Linked DNA regions of Homo sapiens: regions 1 and 2 are each linked to region 3. The links are chromatin loops, found by intact Hi-C in ENCODE. Cell type or tissue: A673. All regions are shown on one strand.

Region 1 (8,000 bases), 210 kb before region 3:
TTAAACATCAAAAGGCCAGCAATGAGCAGACATTGTTTGTTTCTGAGCCATGTAACAATCTATGCTGACTTAATAAAACTAACCGGGCCATAGTATCTAGGATAGACTGGACTGAAGAGAGGTTATAAATAAGAAGAACAATTAAAAGGTGGAGTAAGAGTTTAAGTGAAAGGTCGTGAGGACCTGGCCCTAGCGGGTGGTCATGGGTCTTACTCTTGGTGTGGGGATGGATGGTGAAGAAATGAGGTTGAAGAAGACAGGAGGGAACCTGGGTCATCACACCACACATCTCCAAGGAGCAGCAATTCGCATCACAGATACACACAGATAAAATAAAAGTTGCCTTAAGGCCGGGTGCGGTGGCTCACGTCTGCAATCCCAGCACTTTGGGAGGCTGAGGCAGGCAGATCACCGGAGGCTGGGAGTTCGAGACCAGCCTGACCAACATGGAGGAACCTCGTCTCTACTGAAAATACAAAATAAGCTGGGCATGGTGGCACGTGCATGTAATCCCAGTTACTTGGGAGGCTGAGTCAGGAGAATTGCTGGAACCCGGGAGGCAGAGGTTGTGGTGAGCCGAGATCGTGCCATTGCACTCCAGCCTGGGCGACAAGAGCGAAACTCTGTCTCAAAAAAAAAAAAAACAAAAAAAACAAAAACAGAGTTGTCTTGAGAGTCAAAGAGTTCTCTTGAGGATGACAGATGGAATCAAGGCTAAGGCTGGAGCTGAAGGAAGTGGAGACTTAGAGAAGCCGTGGTAGTGAATTCAACCCACAGATGAGGCTGATTAAAAGGCCTGCTGAGCAGCCGCCATGGTCCAGGCAAGTGAGAGAGTAGCTAGAGTGAGCATGGAGGATCTTATCCTTATGGTTTTGATTAGCCCCAAACATTTCCATTTCTGCCCCTGTATCTATTGTCCTCCCAACTAGAGGGTGTTGAGGATAAGAAAGAATGGAGAAAATGACCCATTGAGAGTCAACGACTGTCCAGAAACTAGTTTGACAGACCCACGAGAACAGATGGCAGAAAAGTAAACATTTCCATTCCAGGCCGCTCTGTGTATGTAGAGGCAGGAAACTGCGAAGTGGATTTTGCCAAAACTCTCTTTTCTACTAAATCAATCCAGCTGTGTGGCTGGAATGCCTCATTTTTCATTTTTCCTGAGGCACTGTCTTTTCTAAATCTTCTCCATTCTTGATTTTCTAACAATGTCTAGCTATAGCAAGGTATTACTTCCCACTTTAAGTAAATGCCCTCGTTTTCTCTCATTTTTACCACCAAAATATTCAATTTCTTAGTGTGTCCATGGGACTCTTTCTGTATCTCCACACCAGAACTATTCTCCTTACACATTCCCCCGCTATTTCCTTTCCCTCACTGGCTGCTTCCTGTTTGCCTACATGGTTTCTCTAGTAAAACAAAATAAAACCAAACAACAGACTTCTTTCTACCCTATTAATCACTTGAGTTACCATCCTGTTTCCTTTCCCTCACTGTCAAACTTCTTGGAAGCCCAGTCAGTGCCTCTACTCCTTCAAACCACACACCCGCTCCTCCTCACACCACACACCTACTACTCACACCACACACCTGCTCTTCCTCACACTACACACCCAATCCTCACACCACACACCTGCTCTTCCTCACACTACACACCCAATCCTCACACCACACACCTGCTCCTCTTCACACCACACACCCACTCCTCACACCACTCACTCCTCACACCACACACCCGCTCCTCCTCACACCACACATCCACTCCTCACACCACACAACCGCTCCTCACACCACAAACCCGCTCCTTCTCACACCACACACCGGCTCTTTCTCACACCACACACCTGCTTCTCCTCACACCACACACCCACTCCTCACACCACACACCTGCTCCTCCTCACACCACACACCCACTCCTCACACCACACACCCGCTCCTCACACCACGCACCCACTCCTCACACCGCACACCTGCTCCTCTTCACACCACGCACCCACTCCTCACACCACACACCTGCTCCTCCTCACACCACACACCCACTCCTCACACCACACACCTGCTCCTCCTCACACCACACACCCAATCCTCACACCACACACCTGCTCCTCCTCACATCACACACCTGCTCCTCACACCACACATCTGGCTCCCATCCCCCTTGGAGCCCAACCAGCTGTCACCCACATACGCCTGTTGGAGTCTGTGAGAATTCATCTCAATAAACTGTCTCACATCTATATAGTCCCCACTAGATTCTGTTCTCACTCCTCTTGATCAATGGTTCTCAACCTGAATTTATTTTTTAACCTAAAATATCAGAAAGACACCACATATGCCCTTTGGTGACATTGGCTTGTCAGGGGCAGTGGATTAGTTTTCCGCAGCTGCTGTAACATATAACCACACGTCCAATGGCTCAAAACAAGATAAATTCATTGCCTTACGATTCTGCAGGTCAGAAGTCTGGTATGGGTCTCACTGGGCTAAAATCAATATGTTAGCAGTGCTGTGTTCCTTCTGGGAGCTATAGAGGAGAATCAGTTTCTGTGTTGTTTCCAGCTTCTAGAGGCTATTGCATCCCTTGGCCTGTATTTCCACCTCTGCCATCTTCAAAACCAGCAATATCACTTCTCTCTAACCCTTATTCCATCTTCTTGTCTCTCCCTGATCACAGTTGGGGGAGGGTCTCCACTTGTGAGGACTCAGGTGATTTGATTGGACCCACTGAGATAATGCTAATCTCCCATTTCAAGGTCCTTAACCCAAATCACACCTGTGAAACCTCTTTTGCCATGTAAGCTAACATGTTCACGGGTCAGGATGTGGGCATTTTTGGGACCATTGATCTTTCTGTTACAGGCAATAATTCTCAATGAGAAGAGATGGAGGTAGTCAGTAAATGTGTAGACTGACTGCACAGGGAAGGGCACTTCAGGATCTGTGGTCTGCATGTGATTTGAAAAGCCCTTTAGGAGACCATGCCCTATAACTCCAGGATAACCTGCACCCACCCTGTTCTCCATTTTGACTTTCCATGCCAAGAATATGTGAGTATTTACTGAATACTCATTAGAAGTGAGGTACTGTCATAAAGGCTTTTGCAAAGTCACTTTTATGTAAATTTCTTAGGTATTACGTCTTTTAAAAGCAATACAGAAACTGAGGATCAGAAAGGTTAAGTGAATTACCTGAGATCACACACTGGCAGATGTGTAATGTGTGGCAGAATTTGGGAATCCAAGTTTGGTTTAATTCCAAGGCTCTTTCTGTTCAGTCTCCACAAAGTCTTCTACTGGAGTTGACCTTCTGCCTGAGTAGCTTCTTTAGTTTAAATGTCACATTAAGGTCATTATGGGAACTTTCTGACTCTTTCTTCCTCCAAATTCTACAGATGTGGTTGCCTCATACATCAGGACCAAACATCAGAGGAACCTGAAGTGACAAGCCCGAGGTACTCACAGACAGCCTGTTTCTCTTTAGCATGGGGAATGGAAATCCGAAGACCTGGGTTTGACTCCACTCTATCATTTGCTTGACCTTGCACAAGTTCCTTCATCTCTCTGTCTTAATTGCACATCCCTAATTGGCCACTTATTACTGTGGGACCCTAGACACAGTTCACTTCACATCCCTAAGTTTTAATTCCTTGCGTGTAAAATGGTGGTAACAATAGCCCTGACATCATAGGAATGTTGTGAAGATTAAATATGGATGTGTAGAAAATGTTTAACACAGAGTGCAAAATAACAGATAAAAATTACAGTTCTCTGGCAATTAAATATAAAAAAAAGCCTCACAGGATAGGAGCACTTTCTATATTGCTATATTGTTTTACGTTCTTATTTCAAAGCCGTGGGCTTTAAGGAGGTAATGCACGAAAAGCAATATAGAAAGTGTTGTTCAAACGATTTATTTTATTTTAAAAATCACTTATTTTTAAATAGTCTAGTAATACAAAAATACATGCTTATTAAAAAAAAAATTCCAAACTTTCAGAAGTACGGTAAGTAAATGTGAAGTTTTCTAACCCCCTTTCCCCCTACTTCAGTCCCCTCTTCTAGAGGTAACCAATGTTAACATTTTGAAATGTCTCCATCCAGATATTTTTCTATGGCTTAATGCTCCCAGAGTAAGCTGGTGTATAGCAGACGCAACCAGTGGCCTTCAATGAAGTCACGGATGGCTGAGACCTGTCACTCTTAGCCATGCTAGTGGTCATCATGCCCCCTGTAAAACCAGCAGAGGGCGCCAAAGTCCACTGGGGTATTCGGAGGGTGAACTGTTCGGTCAGATCAACAGTCTTCTTCGAAATAAGAATGTAAAACAAATAGATCCCATTTATCTCATTTAGTAAGGATGAGCCCAGGTTTTGAACTAGGTAGGTTAGTGGGAGAACTGGACATTAAAGACTTGGCCAAAGCTCATTAAAATGAATAGTTTGCTTTAGGTGAGAATGCAGAATGAGAAACTCCACAGTGGTCACAATGTTCCTAAGCACATTATTTTGTCCTCTGTTAACAGATCTTAATGCCAGGTTGTGGGTGGCAGTTTTAGCTTACTTGATAAGGGCTATCACATTCTAAGTGTCAGTTCACCAACAATGGCCATCCAGGCGGTGGCTAGCTTCCCGCTCTCACAAATAGTTCTGTATTGGCTGCCCTACAAGTCTCCTGGGGATCACAGTCAGAATGAATACTTACAAGTGGGACTACTGGGGTTAGAATACAGGTATTCTTATGATACAGCCAGATTTTGCTTCACAATGGTTGCACCAATTAACAGTTCTGCCCGCTGTAAATAAGGGTTCATATTCCCCATGTTTTTATCAGCACTTAATATAACCAGAACTTCTAATTTCTGCCATTTTTGGTAGGTATAAGTAGGTATCTTTTTTACATTGGTATTCCGTTGATTACTAGTAAGATTGGATATCTCTTTATATGCTGTCAGCTACCCAGATTTCCCCTTCTAATAATAGCCAACTTATTTCCATGCCTGCATTTCTACTGGATTTCTTACCTTTTTCATGTTGATTTAAAAGAATTTCTTCTCTGAACCACCTATTAATCTTTCCTTAGTTTCATATGTTGCAGACACTTTCTCTGTTTCTCATTTAATATAATTCTTTAATTTCAATGTAATCAAAACTATCAGCTTTGCCCGTTATGAGTTATGCTTTTTTGGTGTTATTTGAGATATTCTTCCCCACATTATGATGGTCAAAATATTCTCCTATGTATTTTGTTGAATTAGTTCTACCTTTCATATTGAAGTCTTTAACCAATTCAAAGTATACTTTTGTGCATGGTCTGCATCAGAAAGAATAAGCAAAATTACACTTTGGTAATAGGCCCTGCATCCTTTAGTCTTATAAGACAGCTCAGATTTATTTCTTGCTTGTGCTATGTGTCAATTATGGTTTGACAGAGGACCTCTGTGTATGGCAGTGACCCAGTTTCACAGACCTCCAGAGAAGCTGTGATCTTGAATTCTCTCTGTCATGTTGGTTGAAAAAAGATTTCTAAAGGGTTTTGCACAAGCAATGAAATGTTCCAGCCCAGAACCAAGCACAAGTCATAGTCCAGAACTAGTCATGTGGTCCCATCCCACTGCAAGGAGGCTAAGGAGTATAATTCTTCCATGTGCCCAGTAGCTGGAACTCCACAGTGAAGAGTATCTGTTACTTGCACTTGCTGGGATACAGAATTCATCTTTATTTTTTCCATGTAGTGCCTCCAAACAACTATTTGAGGATTCATTCTTTTTTTTCTTCTAATTTGTAGTACCACCCCTATCATACCAAAAGCATGTTTCTGGACTTGTATTTAGTTCCATTAGCTTATGTCTCTGCTCCTGCGTAAGTTTTGCACCACTGGGGTCACAGAGGTTTTGTAAAATGTCTTAATATTTGGTGGGACTCTCTCCTTCTTTGTTCTTTGTCAAAATTCTTAGCTCCTAGTGTGTATTTTTTTTTTTATAAATAAAAGCCTTGCAATCAATTTTCCTTTCCCAAATACTGCCATTGGAATTTAGTTAAAATTGCTTCCCATTTACAAATTAATTTTGGAAAAATTGTCATCTTTAGAGTATTAGGTCATTCCATACATGAAGATCATATTCTATTTTTCTTATATGTCTGTAATAGAGTCTTAAATTCTCATTTTTAAGGGGTTGTTCTGTTTTTGCTATGTTATTTCCTAAAGAGGTAATTGATTTTGCTGTGGCTATTAATATTTTGTTTTCTATGTTTGATCTACTTGTTTATTGTGCATATATAGACATGTAAATGATTTTGATGTGTTGATGTACTTGGAAACATTACAATTTTTCTCATCTTAAGAGTTTTGATTCTTTTGAGGTTTTCTATGTAAATTATCAAATTATCTACAAATAATTATAATTTGGACTCTTCCCTTTTGATCTTTATAACTGTTGATATTTTCCTCATTTTAATTTTTTTTTTTTTTTTTGTAGTAATGAGGTCTTACTGATGTTGCCCAGGCTGGTCTTGTAATCCTGGGCTCAAGCAATCCTCCTGCCTCAGTCTCCCAAAGGGCTGGGATTACAGGCATGATTCACTGTTCATGGCCTCATTTCAGTTTTTGACAGGATATCCAGGACTATATTAAACGAATATCAGTGATAGCAGGCATCCTTCTCTTATTCCCAGTATTAATAAGAAAGTACCTAAAGTTGCTCCCTATGTGCTATATGGTGATGGTGGAATATGTCCTCTGTTTTCTCTGAAAGAGTTTGTGTAAGATTGGAATGATCTATTCCTTGACATGGATCTTTTGGCAAAACAAACCAATAAAACCATCTAAGCTTAATGTTTTCTTTGTGGGAAGATATTTAAACCATTAAACATTATTTTATAGTTATAGAATAATTAAGACTTCCTTTTGCTGTTAATTTCTTTTTTCTTTATATATTTTTGAGATACTATTGACATATAGTGAAGTACACAAGTCTTAACTACACTGTTCGGTGAGTTTTGACAAATGTATAAGCCAATGTATCCCATACCTCATGAAGGAAGAGAACATTTCCATCATCTGAGTTCTCTGAGTTCTTTCTTGGTCAAACACAGTCCCTCCTCAGTGTCAATCACTGTTCTGATTTCATTTCCTATATATTACTTTTTATAATCTTAAAGTTCATATAATGGAATCAAAAGTATATATTAGCTTCTGTGCCTGGCTTCTTTTGCCTAGAATGATGTCTCTTAGGATAAGAGAGACATTTTAATGGTTTTCAGTTTAATCCATGTTGTTGTATATAGTACTAGTGGTAATATTCTATTGTATGAATATGCCACTATTTTCAGATTTGGACTATCAAGAATAAAGCTGTTATGAATTCTTGAGCAAGCTTTTTTGGGGTATTTATGTTTTCATTTATCTTGGGCAAATATGTAGAAGTCATAGGGTGAATAAATATTGAACTGTGAGCAATTTGATATTGTATGAGCCTTCCAGATGTTCTAGCTCCTCATCAATGTTTGGTGTTGTCAGTCTTATTAACATTAATGATTTTAGTGGATTTTTTTTAGTGGTGCCTTATAAGAATTTTATTTTCTCGATAACTAATAATGTTAAGTACTTTTTAAATGTGTTTATTGGCCATATATATGTCTTTGTGAAGAGTCTGATTAAAACTCCCATGCATTTTTAATTGCATGTGTCACTTTATTATTAATATGTTAGATTTCTTATATATTCTGAATAAAACTCCTGCAGGGTTCCCCAGTTCCCCTCACTTTTTTTTTCTGTGTCCTGACCAAAAATCAGAGTGCCTTGACCACCCTGTGTCCTTGCCAGCTGTAAGGTTTTCCCAGCAGTCTTGAAACCAAACCAGGAACTTGAAAATTCCCTGGTAGTGATAAAGATATCTAGGTTTACTAGAAAGAAACTGGCCCTGGCCCTGAACCAAATCTTTAAATCCTCATATAGACATATTACCCCCTAGATGAAGACATATCTATGTAGGACACCCCTCTA
Region 2 (8,000 bases), 150 kb before region 3:
ATCAACGTCAGAGTTGCATACTCTGGAAAAGATCTTTGCAACTCTGGCCTATATGAATCCATAAGCCACAAACTTGACTTTTTGTACCCACCATTTGTGGAACTAAATTATATCAGTACAAAAAGGGCTACATTCTAAATAGTAAAAAAATATGCAAACTGAGGTATAAATAAGATTATATTCTGTGTATCAGTGACTCTAGAGGTTAAAAATGACTGAGAAAATAGACAGTTCTTCAGGAAAACACCTTCTTTGGACTCACACCATGTGTTTTCCATTCAAATTAGTAATGTTCAATTTTTCCTGCAGTTGAACCAGCTATTAGCTTTCTGGAGAGTCAAAATTCTCTTCGTTTTAGGATCAAATTTGTATTGTCTTGTTCCATGAAAGAAATAGAAAAATCCTAGAAACAAAACAAAAGAGACTTACTACATTATACAAGTAGTTTCTAGGTTTAACTTGAATTCTTGAGAAACCAATTCATCTGTGAGCACAGATATTTTTGGCATTTGCTGTTCCAACTAACAATAATGATGTTATTGCTACGGCAATGAAATGGAGGAAATACATGTATATTCACTTACCATCTTTCATGAAAACTGCATCAACTTTGTGGCCAATTCCAGGAAAGTCATGTGCTATCATTTTGGGATAACCTGGATCCATAGATCGTTTATATTCATCATACCTGGTCAGAAAAGAGTTAAGAGTGTCAGACCTTTTGCTAAACATGTGCACTCTGAAAATCATTACAGAAAATACACAATGAGGAATTTAACCAGAATATTTCATTTTATAGATCATTTGTGAAATGGGGAGTGGATGGGATAAGGTGGAATGTTGGGTGAACTAAAAGGCCTTTAAGGCCCCTCTGAAATCCAGCATCGAATTCTCCAGTAGGTTCTACGCTATGTCCTATCGAGGTAACATACTATGGAAGATAAGTAACTTTTGGCCAAAGTAGCTCCGTTAAGATGAATGTCCTCAATTCTACATCCTTTTAAAATTCATCCCCCTACATTCTCTGGATTCCCAGTGCAGGCATTGTGTGATGATTATTGGTCAATAGACTAAATAGATGATAGATTGGCACCAGCCATCTGAAGGAAAGGATGCCGGCCAAGGCAGTTTGAGACTCACTTTGAAATGGGCTATTCTAGAACTTTTTATGTAGAAAGAACTGAGGCCCTAACATTCTCTGCACTTAAACTTACCTCCAGTATTTGTTAGCAACAAAGAAGTAGGTTTTTCCAGTGTTTTCCTCAGAAAGAGCAGCATCGATATGCTTCACAGTTCTAGGGAAGCCAAAGGAGCTGTAGATGTCCTTGGGGTATCCGTGTAGCACATTCTGTCCCTGAACAGCCCAGTACTTATTCCCTGCCAATCAAGAAAGAGTGATAAAACACTTGCCTAAGACTTCAATAGGCAGTAAGTGAATTTTCAGCTAAGTTCTTAGTTTCACATGCTAGTGCAGTACCCTGGCTGCAGATTAGAATCATCTAGGGAGATTTTTGAAAATACTGATGCCAGGACCCTATCCCAGACCAATTAAATGTGTCTATCTTTGGAAGCTTCTTAGTTGATTCTAATCTGCAGCAAGCTTTGAGAATGACTTGTTTATGGAGTTGGGGGCTTCTTTCCACAGTCAGATGTTCAAATGACTAAAGAGTTAGTTATGCCACCTTGGTGATATAAACTTCGGTTCTCCAGGTTTGCTCATGGACTGTGGAAGTTCAAACCATTTGTATCATAAAGGGTGAAGTGCTGTAGTGACTCATAACCTGTAAGGGTTTGCAATCCTGGATTCAAATCACTGCATTTGACTAGAAGATAGTTCCAAATACTTGAATTAATGCTGTGTCCAGATTCCGTGTTTATACTCAGTAAGCCCCTCATCACATAAAGCTGGTCTCATATACTAAAGCCAAGATTTCTGTTACTGTACACACGTGCTATTTACCCCTCATGAAAAAGGAATTTGAAACTTTCTGTCTCTAACATCCATTTAATTTCATAATTTAAAGGCTAAAAATCCTGTTTCAAAGCGTTTGGCCCATCTGACCTGCATTTAATTCTTTGCCTTGAGTGTATGGCTGAGTCAAATGTCTTACTCATTGTACTACGTTAAACACACGTTTGCAAAAATATTGGTGCGTGGCATAGTGTCTCGAGTTTTACTTTGAGTACTCCCAGGAATATGGAGGGGGTTTTAAATACATAGTTTGTGCAGAAAATATTTTTGTAAATCTAGATTCATTAAAAAGGCCAGAACGTTCTATCTCCAGTCATTTGCCTTTTGTTTAAAATGACTCCAAAATGCGCTACGCACCGTTTAGTTAAGTTGATGGACTTTCATTGATTTGGTTGGTGAGACTGAGATTTTCAAAAGTCCCTGGAGAGAATGTAGCTAGTAACCTTATATCTCAGCCCCAAAGGGAATGAAAAATTGATTTATTAAAGCAGTGAAAAATAATTAGAAAGATTACCTTTGAAAAACCGGACTTCATCTCTGTCGGCAAATTCGTAAGCAGCTTCAAGCCCATTTGGCAGTTGTGGCCAGAAAACAGAAATGAAATTGAGCTCAACTTCCGGGTAGAAGGGATTTGTGCGCATGTAGAATCTGATTAGAAAAAAAGCAAGAAAAGTTTCCATCTAATTTCTGGTAATCTCTGGCAGATATCCAGCTCCAGCTCCTTCTTGTTGCTGGCACTAGTGGTGTGCTGGTAAATGTATAACATTCAGCTCTCCAAAGAAGGGTTGGTTTATAGCATTTGCTGATTTCACTAGCTTGAAATACTCCCATTATGATGAATTTCAAGAGTCTCAGTGGAGCACCATTGTATAGCATACAAATAAAATAGGCATAAGTAACTTTAAGAACATAAATAAGTAGAAAAATGCAGTAAAAATTATGACAAACTGATGAATTTTTATTATTTTTATTACCTTTTATTTTAATGTAATTTAATTTTGTTTATATAATTTAAGTTTTATCTCTTTTTTATTTATTTACTTTTTTGAGACAGAGTCTCACTCTCTCACCCAGGCTGGAGTGTAGTGGTACAATCTTGGCTCAGAGCAACCTCTGCCTCCCAGATTCAAGGATTCTCCTGCCTCAGCCTCCTGAGTAGCTGGGATTACAGGTACAGGCCAACACGCCCAGCTAATTTTTGTACTTTTAGTAGAGACAGGGTTTCACCATATTGGCCAGGCTGGTCTTGAACTCCTGATCTCAAATGATTCCCCCGCCTCCGCCTCCCAAAGTGCTGCGATTACAAGTGTGAGCCACTGCACCTGGCCTATAATTTAATTTTTAATAATGGCTATGGTTCACAGCTAGCTTGCAAAATTCTTCAAAATTTAACAGTCAGCTTTGGTGAGCCATTAGGGATCGGCTGTGCACATTACCAACTGGACCATGACTCTAATATCCTATTATTTAGTGATTACTTACAACACACCAGGCCCATTCCTTACATCAGACCTTATCACAAGGACACTACAAGAGAGTATTTGAGGATGAGAAATTGAGGTTGGGGAGACTAAGGGAGGTGTCTAAGGCCACCCAGCTGGTAAGAGGCTAAGGTTGATTTTTAAACTCCGCTCTGGCAGCCAATCCCTTTGTTGTCCCTTGGTTAGTAGTATTTACACAAAGTGGATTATAGAGCTTAATAGGGACTAGGGTAACAGCACAGCATAGACTGTTATGTGGGCTGACACAGAAGAGCTCCAGATTCCAGGCCACAGGGAAGCCTACGGCCTTGGCTGTCGGAAACCTGACTTCTAGGTCCAGTCCTTCCTCTGCCTGGCTGTGATGCCTTAGGCAAATCAGTTACTATCTCTATCTCTAGCCTTTCATGTCTCCTCGACATGGCGACATTTAAATGATCTCTGTGTCCTTTCAATTCTGGCAAATCCTCAAATTGGTCCTGTTCCATCTAGTAATATTTGGTTTGATAGGTGTGTCCTGTTGTACTGAGAGGTTTCCTTTAAAACCATGTGTTTTCTTAACTTGTCCCAGCATTGAACCACACCCTGTATAGTTTACCTCCAGCCTTATCTTTTACACTTAAAAAGTAAAGAGAGGGCAGAAAGAATTATGAGCCAGTGCCCTGAATTCTAGGAGAGATGCGACTACAGAGTAGTAAAACAGTGCCACAGCACTTGAGAGGCTGCAGAGAATGAGCCTTTCAGGCCACCCTGAATTTCTATGTGTTGATCTTTCTGTGGACTGCATCATTCACCAAATGCGGTGTGCAATAACACACCAAAAGAGTGTGTTATTATTTTGCCTGATCCTTTAGGAATCACTATGGTACAGAGAGCAGGCCTCCTCCTTGCATGTGAGATGACCCCAACTTTTTGAGTCCACATGCTGCAGAGGGAGTTCTAGGATTCTTCTTTGAAGAGGGAAGCACCATGTTGTGGCTGCCCCTATCTGTCCCAGGAGGGATTTCATCAGTTCTTGGGGACTTTCCCAGCATTGGTGCCCTCTCTTCTCTTCTTCTCTGGGCCTCCAGGGGGCAACAGAGACCCTTCAAGTTAATAGGCTTTGGGAGGGCCATTTTTCCAGGATGGCAGGGGAGATAATTAAAGGATGGCTATGCAACCCTCATCAGTGAGATGTTGCTATGGAAAGGACCACTTTCTCCTAAGAAAGTCCAATGATACTTATCACCATAAAGAGTGGCATAATGAAAAGAGACCTGAAATAGGGAACAGAAGACCAATAACTGCTCTGCTACCAATGAGCTCTATGCCCCCAAAAGATCTCTTTCCTTCTCTCTGACTTACTTTGCTAATCTGTAAAAAAAGATCATACATACTGATTTTCAAAATCAACTATATTTTCTGAGAATCAGTTGACCTAATACATGTAGAAAAACAAAGTTGTTACAAGTACATTATGTTGCACAAATGCATGTGGTTGCTACCATGTGATTATAGATGTAAATCAGCATGAAATAAGTAACATGTGAAGCATAATAGTTAATCATAGTGGTGAATGTTGTTATTATTACAAATGCAGATCACAAAGAAGAACTGACATCTTACCTGTCTTTAAAGAACATCACTTCTCCCCGAATCGTAGTTATAGCATCAAAGGTTAGCTTACTGTCACACGCTTTTGGGGTTTGTGGGCCGATGGGCTGGACAGGATTTTGGGAACGTCCTAAGGAAAATAAAATACCTAGAGTTAGTTTTGCCTAGTATTAGAAAACTACATAAACAATGAAGACAGCTTCTTCAAGGATATCGCTAATGGCTGTTTTATTTGAAATACATATAAAGACCACCAGGCCCTTGTCCGTAATGTTTTTCCCCATACTCACCATATATGGCTTGGATGCCATCAATGTCATCCTGAGCTAGCTGAACATCACCACTGAAGGTGTAGCTAGGGTACATCAAAGCCCCGATATCAGTAGAATGGGAGAGTCCAAGAGAATGGCCGAGTTCATGAGCTGCAACACGATGTAAGTTGTACTCTAAAAAGGCCAATAAATCAATTTGTAATTATTTGAAAGGTATTCAGTTTTGAGGCATTTAACTAATAAATAATTTACAACTACAAGGACTCATGTTACTATTTTATCAGTGACTTTTGAAATATATGCATGTATATCTTTTTTCCGAAGGCAGAAGGCATGCATTTATTAATAACGAAGAGACATGTTGAAACCTAAACTCTATGATTACATTGATACAATTAAAAGACAAACTCAGCTGACTGAAAGCGCACCACAGATTAATCAATATTATCAATGATTAAATGACACGTACTATTTCACACAGAAGCAAAATGTTCTATTAACATTTAATATTTTTCTTTTTCTTTTTTTCTTTCTTGAGACGGAGTCTTGCTCTGTCACCCAGGCTGGAGGGCAGTGGCATGATCTTGGCTCACTGCAACCTCTGCCTCCTGGGTTCAGGCGGTTCTCCTGCCTCAGCCTCCTGAGTAGCTGAGATTACAGACGTGTGCCACCATGCCTGTCTAATTTTTATATTTTTAGAAGAGACAGGGTTTCACCATATTGGTCAGGCTGGTGTCAAACTCCTGACGTTGTGATCTGCCTGCCTTGGCCTCCCAAAGTGCTGGGATTACAGGCATGAGCCACTGCGCCCAGCCTAATATTTAATATTTTTCTTATTTACAAAACTGATAAATGTTGACTGCTGGAAATTTTGGAAAACACAAAAAGCCTTCCTTTTCTTTAATTTCCACATAAGTTTATGACCGCTGTTAAATTTCACTGTTTTCTTCTAATGAAAAAGTTTCAATGTTGATGCCCACAATTAAAACATCAAAGTTTTCAACAATTTTCTTAATAAAAATTTTAGAGTGGCCTAGTTGTCACTGCTAAGATGTTGTTAGCTAGCAGAAAAGACCGCTCTTTCACTTTTCTAAGTGTATCACTAATTTTCTGAGTGGTAATAGAAAAATATATACTTCTATGAATGCATTCTTTCAACTAAATCAACCAATATTACAATGAAACATGAAGGGGTGGGAGAATTGAGAGAGGCAAATTTGATTGGCTTACCTCTGAAATTGTTGGTCCACCTTTCATCTTCATCAAAATGAGCATCCCCTCCAATACCTGGGCCTGGTTGAAAAGCATGAGCAAGATTTCCTCCAGGTCCATCAAAAGGAGAGTTGTCCCGATGATCTGAAAGAAACAATTCAACAAAGATTCCTTGTGGTTCTTATGTAAGCTAAGCCAGAAGGGCAAGCATTAGCTTTGTTAAGAGGCCAACAGACTTCCATCAACTGTGATGCAGTTTCCCTCTTCGAGCCCATAAAATCAACATTCATCTTAAACAATCAATTCCAGTTGCAAAGCTACGAGATCTAGGGGCAAGGTGAGGTTAAGGTGCTATAAGAAGAACTTACCTCCCCTGACAAAAGATATCATGATGTCTGCTTGACCCTCAGAGACCTTGGTGAATGTCAGAGGTGTGACATTACTCCAGAGTTGGAAGGCTTTCTCAATGGCATGGTCCACATCTGCTCTTGGCAAATCTGGCGTGTAATTTTCAATCCTTAGAATGAAACAAAATAGAGACACATTGGACATGACTTCTTACCACTGTCATGGGAAATAGCTCTCTCACTCTGGCCCTCAGTCTGCCTACCTGTAGGTCAGATGTGTTTGCTCCCAGCGAGGGTTCCCCTCAGTGAGGACAAACTGAGCCACATCAGGCACTCCACATCTGGGCTGCTTCATCACCTTCAGGGTTTCAGCATCTGGTTTCCCAGTCACTTTCAGCCCAAAGAATTCCTGCATTTGCTTCAATTTTTCAACCACTGGGCCACTATTTCTCCGCTTTTCAACTTGCCTCCCATCATTCTTCAGGTTGTAGTATTTTTCCAGGTATTTCTGACAAAAGAAAATTATCGAAACACTGCATGGGAAATCTTTCTCATTATTCTAAAAATTGATGGCATTAAGTTTTAGCCAAAACAGAGAACTGCTTTTAAACCTTGTGTTTAGATTTCGCAGTTGCTTTTATCCTTATTTTTGGTGAGAAATGAAATTTCAGAGTAGAAATGTCCCTACTATTAGTTATTGTGAAGTAAGAACTTCATAGTAGAGCAATTTTTGTAGAGCAAGATTTGCATACTGTTACAAGTCTACAATTTGTGGAGACAAGTTTGGATGTTGTTCCTTTAGTTCACTCTCACCTCCAACTGGAAAAAGAGAGCGTATGCATGGCTAGATACATTTTGGGTGGAGGGTGCTGTTTCTAGCAAAAAAAAAAAAAATCTCTTTATAAGAAACCTATCCTTAAAAAACTCTATTACATTACTGCAGAAAAATACAAACTAAAAATTTACATTATTGTCACATGCAATGCAGCATTTACCTGGACTAAGTCCACATCTTGCTCTTGTGTTTCTAGAGTCGCTGGGAAGCTGTGAGACACCACACCCCAGAACAGCAGCAGCAGCAGTGGAGGAAAGCTGTGCATACTGGCCTTTGTCTTCTTTCTCAGTG
Region 3 (8,000 bases):
GCTCAGCTTCCCTTGACTCTGGGACATGGATGCCATCAGGCTAGTGGTATCATTCCAGTAGAATTACATTTCATGCCCCCTGATAGACAATCTGTGCCCTGGCCTGTGGAAGAGAGTAGAGGAGTTAACAAGATAGAAGGAGAAAAGTGGATGATGTTTGTGGCCTAGTCTTCAGCATTATTGTATGCTCTTGAAAGGATCATTTCCTCTCTCTTGGCCCCAGATTTTTATTTGTAAACTGAAGGAATTGAAATCAGATGATCTAATACGTTTCTCTAAATTTTTGTATCTTATGTAAACACAGGACACACAATATTGCCATATTTCTCTAGTCCCCAAAGCTGCCCCATTGAAAGATTTCAGGAAATGTTTTAAAAGTAAATACCAAGTAGAAGCATATTTCATATACAGAGTGTACAGTGCATTTCTCATAAAATAGCTCTGAGCCCTTAATTCATATTCCAGTTAATCCCACATAATGCCTGGGTAATTTTTGTTGCCAAGTATCTGACTTCCATTACGATGACTGCAAAATATTGCCCATTATTTCACTTCCTTGAGATTCTGCTTCCTTAACCTGTATCTTATCTTGCTGTTATTCAAACCATAAAACAATTTAGATGTTTCCTATGAAATTAGGAATGCAAGTATTTAGGAGATATCTTATTTATTAAGGGATAAAGCCTTATAAATGGGTTCAGAAAAGGATGTGGCTGGAGGCACAGTTGATGCTGTGTCCCAGCCCTCTGCTCAGCTCACAATACTCAGAACTAGAGTTGGCCAAAAACTGAGCCAGCACTAGTGTACACATTGTACCCCATGTGCTCAGAAACACAACTCAGACTTCTTTTTCCTTGCGTTGTTTTGGAAGCAAATCCACAAGGCCCTGAGCACTCACTGAGCCGAGGCACGAGCTGGCCAAAGGATACAACCCAGAAAGGCAGATGCTCTTAACTCCAGAATACAACACTCCTTTTTAGATAGAATTGGAAGGGCCTCATGAATGGTTTTGCTTGTGACCTGTACAGGCTTTTAGTGCCCAGTCTAATAAAGGAAAGAGAAGATTGTCCAGAAAAGGAAGGCTATTGGTATATGTAACCATTTTAAAACAAGTAAACAAAAAATAAATAAACCTTTTTAGTTGCTAATTTTACATATTTTTGGCGCAAGAGATGGGACACAGATAAGCACAAAAGATGGAACACAGATAAGGATGCTTGTGCAATGTCCTTTAATCCTGCATAAATTATGAAAAAAGAGTGTCACTATCTTCACTTATAAAAAACTGTAAGGCATAACAGGTGGATTTGGATAGTAAGTCCAGTTTCATTGCAATCAAAATTTAAGAGACAGAATTCTCTCAATATCGTGTACGTACAATTGTTCCTTGCCCAGTTGATGTGTGATGACGTTATTGAATGAGTAATTCTAGAGTGGGTTACAATGAATTTTGCATATACTTGTATGTGTTTCTCCATGTGTGTACAACTCAGATAGCATTTATGCAATAGAATTTTACCTATTCGGGCTCATGTATGAAAGAGAAATTTTCCTTCTCACAGAACCTAATTTTAGGGTATAGTTTTGTTACAGGAAAGGGGTCCCGATCCAGACCCCAAGAGAGGGTCCTTGGATCTCACGCAAGAAAGAATTCAGGGTGAGTCTGCAGTGCAAAGTAAAAGCAAGTTTATTAAGAAAGTAAAGGAATAAAAGAATGGCTACTCCATAGAGCAGTCCCAAGGGCTTCTGGTTGCCCATTTATATGGTTATTTCTTGCTGATATGCTAAACAAGGGGTGGATTATTCATGCCTCCCCTTTTTAGACCACATAGGGTAACTTCCTGATGTTGCCATGGCATTTGTAAACTGTCACGGCGCTGGTGGGAGTGTAGCAGTGAGGATGACCAGAGGTCACTCTCATCGCCATTTTGGTTTTGGTGGGTTTTAGCCAGCTCCTTTACTGCAATCTGTTTTATCAGCAAGGTCTTTATGACCTGTATTTTGTGCCGACCTCCTATCTCATCCTGTGACGTAGAAGACCTTAACGGTCTGGGAATGCAGCCCAGTAGATTTCAGCGTTGTTTTACCCAGCTCCTATTTAAGATGGAGTTGCTCTGGTTCACACACCTCTGGCAGTTTTGGCAATTCAGGTCAATTAAGACATCATGATAAACTCTTACAAAAATGGCCATGCTGTTGCTATAAACTCAGCACATTTTTTATTTTCCAGAGATCATTATTAGCTGCAGTTCAATCTGAGTGTCTTGTAAGCAGTGAGGTAGAACAAAATCAAGGAGTCTTAAATCAGCATTTCGCATACTTCAATATACCAGGCAGATAAAAGTCCAAAAAATTAGAAAAACTAAACCATGTGAGAAAGAAACTTCGGAAACTGTAAAGCCTTTCTTCCTCTAAACTCGCCATTGTCCTCAGGTAATAAGCAATTGTTCACTTTTTTGGTTGGTAATCTCAACCTCCCGGATTCAAGCGATTCTCCTGCCTCAGCCTCCCAAGTAGCTGGGATTACAGGTGCCCGCCACCACGCCTGGCTAATTTTTGTATTTTTAGTAGAGACGGGGTTTCACCATGTTGGTCAGGCTGGTCTCCAACTCCTGACCTCAGGTGATCCACCTGTCTCAGCCTCCAGAAGTGCTGGGATTACACGCGTGAGCCACCGTGCCCGGCCCACTTTTTTATTTAGAAAACAAAATTTATCATGCCTGGTAGTTTGGGTTTTCCTCCCTCTTGGTGCCAGAACAGTGCTGGTTTGTTTTCTCTTTGGAGTGCTGATTCTATTGGTTGTGTAGATTGTGCATTTTGTAGTTCACGTTGGAGTCTGTCACCCAGGGGCCTGAGATGACTCACAAGCCCTAGCTCTAAGGGGTGCATGCTTCAGGTCTTGGTGGCTTCATCAAGCCACCAAGTCAGGATGACACAGAATTCCGACTCACCTCTGAGAGATCAGTGAGGGGAACTCATATACAAAAACTAAGAAACCTGGAGCAAGCTGTTCTTGAATTCCATAGCTATTAAATCTTACTTGAAAGTCAGTAATGTAAAGTCAGGAGTTAAACAATCAGCGATGTGGCTAAGTTCCTCAACCTTATGTTAAAGAACAAAGCACTGGTTTTGTGACTTAATTGAATTCTCTGACCAGTTCAACCTTTTTAAAAAGGGTGTTGCTGGTGCCACCTAGTGGAAGTATTGTAAATCTCACAGCGTCGTGATGAATCCGTAAATCAAGGTATTTTCTGTGACCAGGGCTTAATCCACTCCTGTTGGCTCCGAGAAAACTGTGCGTGCAGAGAGCTGCACTTTTTTTTCTAAACGGGAAGTGAGTTAAACTTGGTAGCTTTTATGGTGGCTATCTTTCTGTTATATATGTTTTCGTGTTTTTATTCTGACATGAGGATATGGAAATCCAGGACAATATTTTTGCTTTAATACAAAAGTTCTCCCAGGATAATTCCAAGAGCAAAATTTGTTACACCAATATAAGATCTTGTCAGTTTCTCCTATTCCAAATACAAGTATGCTATTGGTTCACTTTGAGGAGTTTTTCAAACCTTTTACCCTTATTATCTGATGAAGAGGCCATTACTAGCTACAATTCAATTTTAAGGCAGTGCATTTGCCTAGTACATTAGCTCTAGGTAAATGCACTCTCACTTTAATTTGTGAATATAATATTACTTCTCATAAAACATTCATTTGGTCTTCTCAACCCCATTCGTGAATATCTATACAAACTGGCTATCTGTATTTTACCTGTAACCTATTTCATAGAAGATTCTATTAGGACCATCTGCTCAGTTCATAATCAGCTCTCTTTAATGCTACCCCTATCACCAGTGGTAAACTCCAAATAGACATTTGCTATAATTTGAATTCGATGCTTTGGTTACTGTGGAAGGACACTCATCAAGGTAACACCAATTGGATTTGGAATTTTGAATTGAGACTGGAGTAAAGGTGGAAGTCAGGAAACAATCTTGACTATATATATTTTCTATATACCTTTATGTATATCTTTATATCTATATATCTTTATGTATATCTGTCTGTCTGTCTGTCTATCCATGAGAGAGAAGTATCATGAAAGAAAATGGTTAAACATAGGGAAAATGTTTCTGAAATCAAGTGAAACATCTTTTCTATTTTTGTTTGTTTATTTTTTGAGACGGGGTCTCACTCTATCACCCAGGATGGAGTGCAGTGGTGTAAGCATAGCTAACTGCAGCCTCAACCTCCTGGGCTCAGGTGATCCTCTTGCCTCAGCCTACTGAGTAGCTGGGACCTGGCTTCTTCTCCTTCTCCTTCTTCTTCGACTAGGTCTTGCTCTGTCACCCAGGCTGGAGTGCAGTGGTGTGATCACATTTCACTGCAGCCTTGACCTCTCCCTGCCTCGTGTAGTCCTCCCACCTTAGCCTCCCTAGTAGCTGAGACTACAGGCACATACCACCACCCCCAGCTAATTTGTTTTTTTTTTGTTTTGTTTTGTTTTGTTTTTGTAGAGACTGTGTTTCACCATGGTGCCCAGGCTGATCTTGAAATCCTGGGCCCAAACAATTGGTCTCCCAAAGTGCTGGGAGTGCAAACATGAGCCACTGAACCTGGCCTAAACATCTTTTCTTAAAAAGAAAAAAAAAGAAGGGTCCAGTGCAGTGGCCCACACCTGTAATCCCAGGACTTTGGGAAGCTGAGGCAGGCAGATCACCTGAGATCAGGAATTCAAGACTACCTGGCCAATATGGTGAAACCCCATCTCTATTAAAAATACAAAAACTAGCCGGGCATGGTGGCGCTCACCTGTAATCCCAGCTACTTGGGAGGCTGAGGCAGGAGAATTGCCTGAACTCGGGAAGTGGAGGTTGCAGTGAGCTGGAATCACACCACTGCATTCAAGCCTGGGCAACTGAGAGAGACTCTGTCTCCAAAAATAAAAATATTGGCAATGAACCCTCTTTGGGTGAGGAAAGATTGAAATTATACCTAAAGACAATGTACCATATAGCAATTGTCTGTTGAAAATATATTTTTATTATAAACAACATAAACACTTCCTAATACACTTTGCAAATATGCATTTCATTTTCTTTGCCTGAGTTTTTATCAACAGTGTCTCTGAGCACAATAGTTCTTCCCTTGATGGCCGATCATATATTCAATAAGTGCCAAGCACCCTCCCCAAGTATCAATAGGCACTGTGGGAAGTGCTGGGGGATTTTTTTAAATGCAGAGAAAAAAAGGCATCCTTCCATATCTCAAGGGATCACAATCTAGTAGACTGCTTTAAAAAAAAATTTGGATGTCTCTTTTTTAATATACATACTTCCACTTTATAAGATATATTTTATTTCATGCTATACAAGTCTTTAGAAAATAGCCTATATATCCAAGACAAACTGGACAATTAAATAATTAGCTAGGTAAAATAGGGTTAAAATGCAACTTTTAGTCTTAAATAATCAAATAATTTATGAAAAAGGGATGCCATGGCCTTAGACTATTTTGATAACAATTTTAACTTTGTAATGTGTGACTTCTGAAGAACCTGAAATATTTTAATAAAAAGACATCATCCTTCTTTATCCTTTATAATATGCAAAGGAATATTTGTCTTATATGAGAGCAGACTTTGAGTCATTGCCAAAAGTGAAAATTAAACAGAATTCAAAGGCCACATCTACTATTCTTACCACTGCTCTTTTGTCTCCTGTCTTTAATGACTTTGATATTTCGTTAGTGTCTGTGTGAAGAAGGGCACATACATCTGAATATCCTCAGTGCAAAATGAAAATTATTTATTTGGAAGTTACAGTCTATTATTACAGACATTTTCCTTTGGTTTATTTCTTTTATGTATGGCTCTCCCAAATTTCCATTTTCATACTATTTTATACTTTTTAGTAAGAATGATTTATTCATTATATGCATGTATTTACTTTATGCCCTTGTAAAATTTCCTTATAAATATATTTTTAAATTATGCTCTCATTGACAGACCATGTGTCCCATTTGTGGTGTGGGAAGTATCATCAACCATTGCTTTTGTACAGCAACAAGAATCAGATGCTCTTTAGAGATCCTCCATTTCATTACTCTAACATTCTTCAATGTGGTTCCAGCCACGCATAGTCATATAGATACTACATATTCAAAGATAACTTACTGAAGCTTGTTCACAGAACCAAGCTTTCTCCTGATAGCTCTTCTTCCCCTACCCCGCACTTCTGGAAGTATTACCCCAAATGCTCTTCAGGATTTAAATAACAATTTTTAAAAAGACACTTAACACCACAAAATGGAATTTGCTGGCATGACGCGAACAATACGGTTACTCCAGATGCTGTATTCAAACTGTATGGGTCCGTTGAAAAAATAGATATAACCTATAAGAAAAAGCATAAAGACAATTTCAGAGTTTGAAAATAATAAGGTTTTAATCCAGTTAATATTAATGGTTCAATCTCTTAGATCCCATTTGTAGGAATTTCAAACTTTTTCTTTTTAAACTCTATTAGTTCTTTAATAGTTGTTCCTTTTTAAATTTTTTATTTTTTTATTTTTATTTTTTAGTTGTTCTTTTAAGGTGTGAATCCTCCTACACAGTTTTGCTACTTGGATTATCGATTTTTGTGTGCGTATATGAGACAGAGTCTCACTCTGTCATCCAGGCTAGAGTGCAGTGGCAGTGATCTTGGCTCACTGCAACCTCTGACTCCTAAGTTCAAGTGATTCTCCTGCCTCAGCCTCCTGACTAGCTGGGATTACAGGTGCATGCCACCACTCCCAGCTTTTTTTTTTTTTTTTTTTTTGGATTTTTAGTAGAGATGGGGTTTCGCCATGTTGGTCAGGCTGGTCTTGAACTCCTGACCTCAAGTGATCCGCCCACCTCAGCTTCCCAAAGTGCTCAGATTGCAGGCATGAGCCACCGCACCCAGCCTATTTGTTATAAGTTATCAATAATATCTCTTTTCATAGTTAAAGGAGGTCGGTGAGGTCAGGCCTGTAATCTGAGCACTTTGGGAGGCCGAGGCGGGTGAATCGCTTGAGGCCAGGAGTTCAAGACCAGCCTAGCCAACATGGCGAAACTCCATCTCTACTAAAAATGCAAAAATCAGCCAGGCATGGTGGCAGGCACCTGTAATCCCAGCTACTCCAGAGGCTGAGGCAGGAGAATCTCTTGAACCCAGGAGGCGGAGGTTGCAGCGAGCTCAGATTGCGACAATGAACTCCAGCCTGGGTGACAGAGTGAGACTCTGTCAAAAAAAAAAAAAAAGGTTGAGAACATAATTAAAGTAAAAAGTCACTATATAGTTAAGGTAGTTATGAGTCTTTATATATAAATTACTTCCCACTCCACAGCCAGTTTGAATTCTGGCAATATCCTTGCATTTTGGCATCTTTAAGCATAGATTAAGGTAATGTTGAAGGTTTAGCATCTCGTATTTATAGAATTAGCAATCATTAAGTAAAATTCTTATTTATTCTAACCATGTTTTTTTTGGTTTGCTGTCTTTGTAGGTAGTCACACAGGAACAATTAATTCCTTAACTGCCATACATTTATTAACACATCTAGGTCCTATATAAAAATGCTTTGTACAGAAAAGAGTTTTGAGGGGCTACAGAAGCTCCTCTTTAAAGTCAGTGCAATGTAACTACTTACCATTTTTCTCATAGACAGCATCTACTTTATCACCAATTCCTGGGAAGTCTTCTTCTATTAGTCTCGGATAGTCTTTATCCATAATATGGTTAGTATCATCATATCTATTTAAAGAAAAAAAACTCCTAAGTCAGTTATATTTCTTAGAAAGTACCTTAGAAATAATACAATAGATACAATGGCATCTTTCAAAATTGACAAGAATTTTAAAATTTTCAGTCCATTTAAAGCATCTGGTAGCTTTTTAAAATTAGGAATGAGAATACTGAGTGTACAGTGGATGCTTGACGAGTATTTGTTGACTTGCCCAAAGGCCATCTTTTTAAAGA

Evidence for each region. Peaks named below come from ENCODE experiments on the same cell type or tissue, not always from the same donor. Only the 100,000 strongest peaks of a DNase experiment are listed, where the experiment ranks them.
Region 1: it touches region 3 in a loop (11-fold over the local background); 41 of 110 quality-filtered maps call a loop at or near these places.
Region 2: a loop joins it to region 3, with 2.9 times the contacts of the local background. A loop is called at or near these places in 6 of 110 quality-filtered maps.

What each region holds. Positions count from the first base shown.
Region 1 is chr11:102,729,219-102,737,218 of GRCh38, forward strand. No RefSeq gene overlaps it. Among named protein-coding and RNA genes, the nearest start is that of MMP8, 8.3 kb to the left of the region's middle. RefSeq lists silencers at 4,108-4,157, 4,278-4,327. In A673, a CTCF peak has its summit at 4,227 (motif pointing right); DNase peaks (open chromatin) are centred at 1,413 and 4,253.
Region 2 is chr11:102,790,119-102,798,118 of GRCh38, forward strand. MMP1 (matrix metallopeptidase 1) reads right to left here. Exons shown (of 10, transcript NM_002421.4): 1 at 7,870-8,000; 2 at 7,138-7,382; 3 at 6,896-7,044; 4 at 6,546-6,671; 5 at 5,334-5,489; 6 at 5,056-5,173; 7 at 2,487-2,620; 8 at 1,215-1,377; 9 at 585-688; 10 at 1-403. The coding sequence starts at 7,974. The coding sequence ends at 294. It also overlaps the pseudogene WTAPP1. Among named protein-coding and RNA genes, the nearest start is that of MMP1, 4.0 kb to the right of the region's middle. In A673, a CTCF peak has its summit at 4,506 (motif pointing right); a DNase peak (open chromatin) is centred at 4,503; H3K27ac peaks cover 1,179 bases.
Region 3 is chr11:102,937,975-102,945,974 of GRCh38, forward strand. It overlaps MMP13 (matrix metallopeptidase 13), which reads right to left. Exons shown (of 10, transcript NM_002427.4): 9 at 7,672-7,775; 10 at 5,021-6,392. The coding sequence ends at 6,292. Among named protein-coding and RNA genes, the nearest start is that of MMP13, 14 kb to the right of the region's middle. In A673, a CTCF peak has its summit at 3,195 (motif pointing left); a DNase peak (open chromatin) is centred at 3,187; H3K27ac peaks cover 2,419 bases.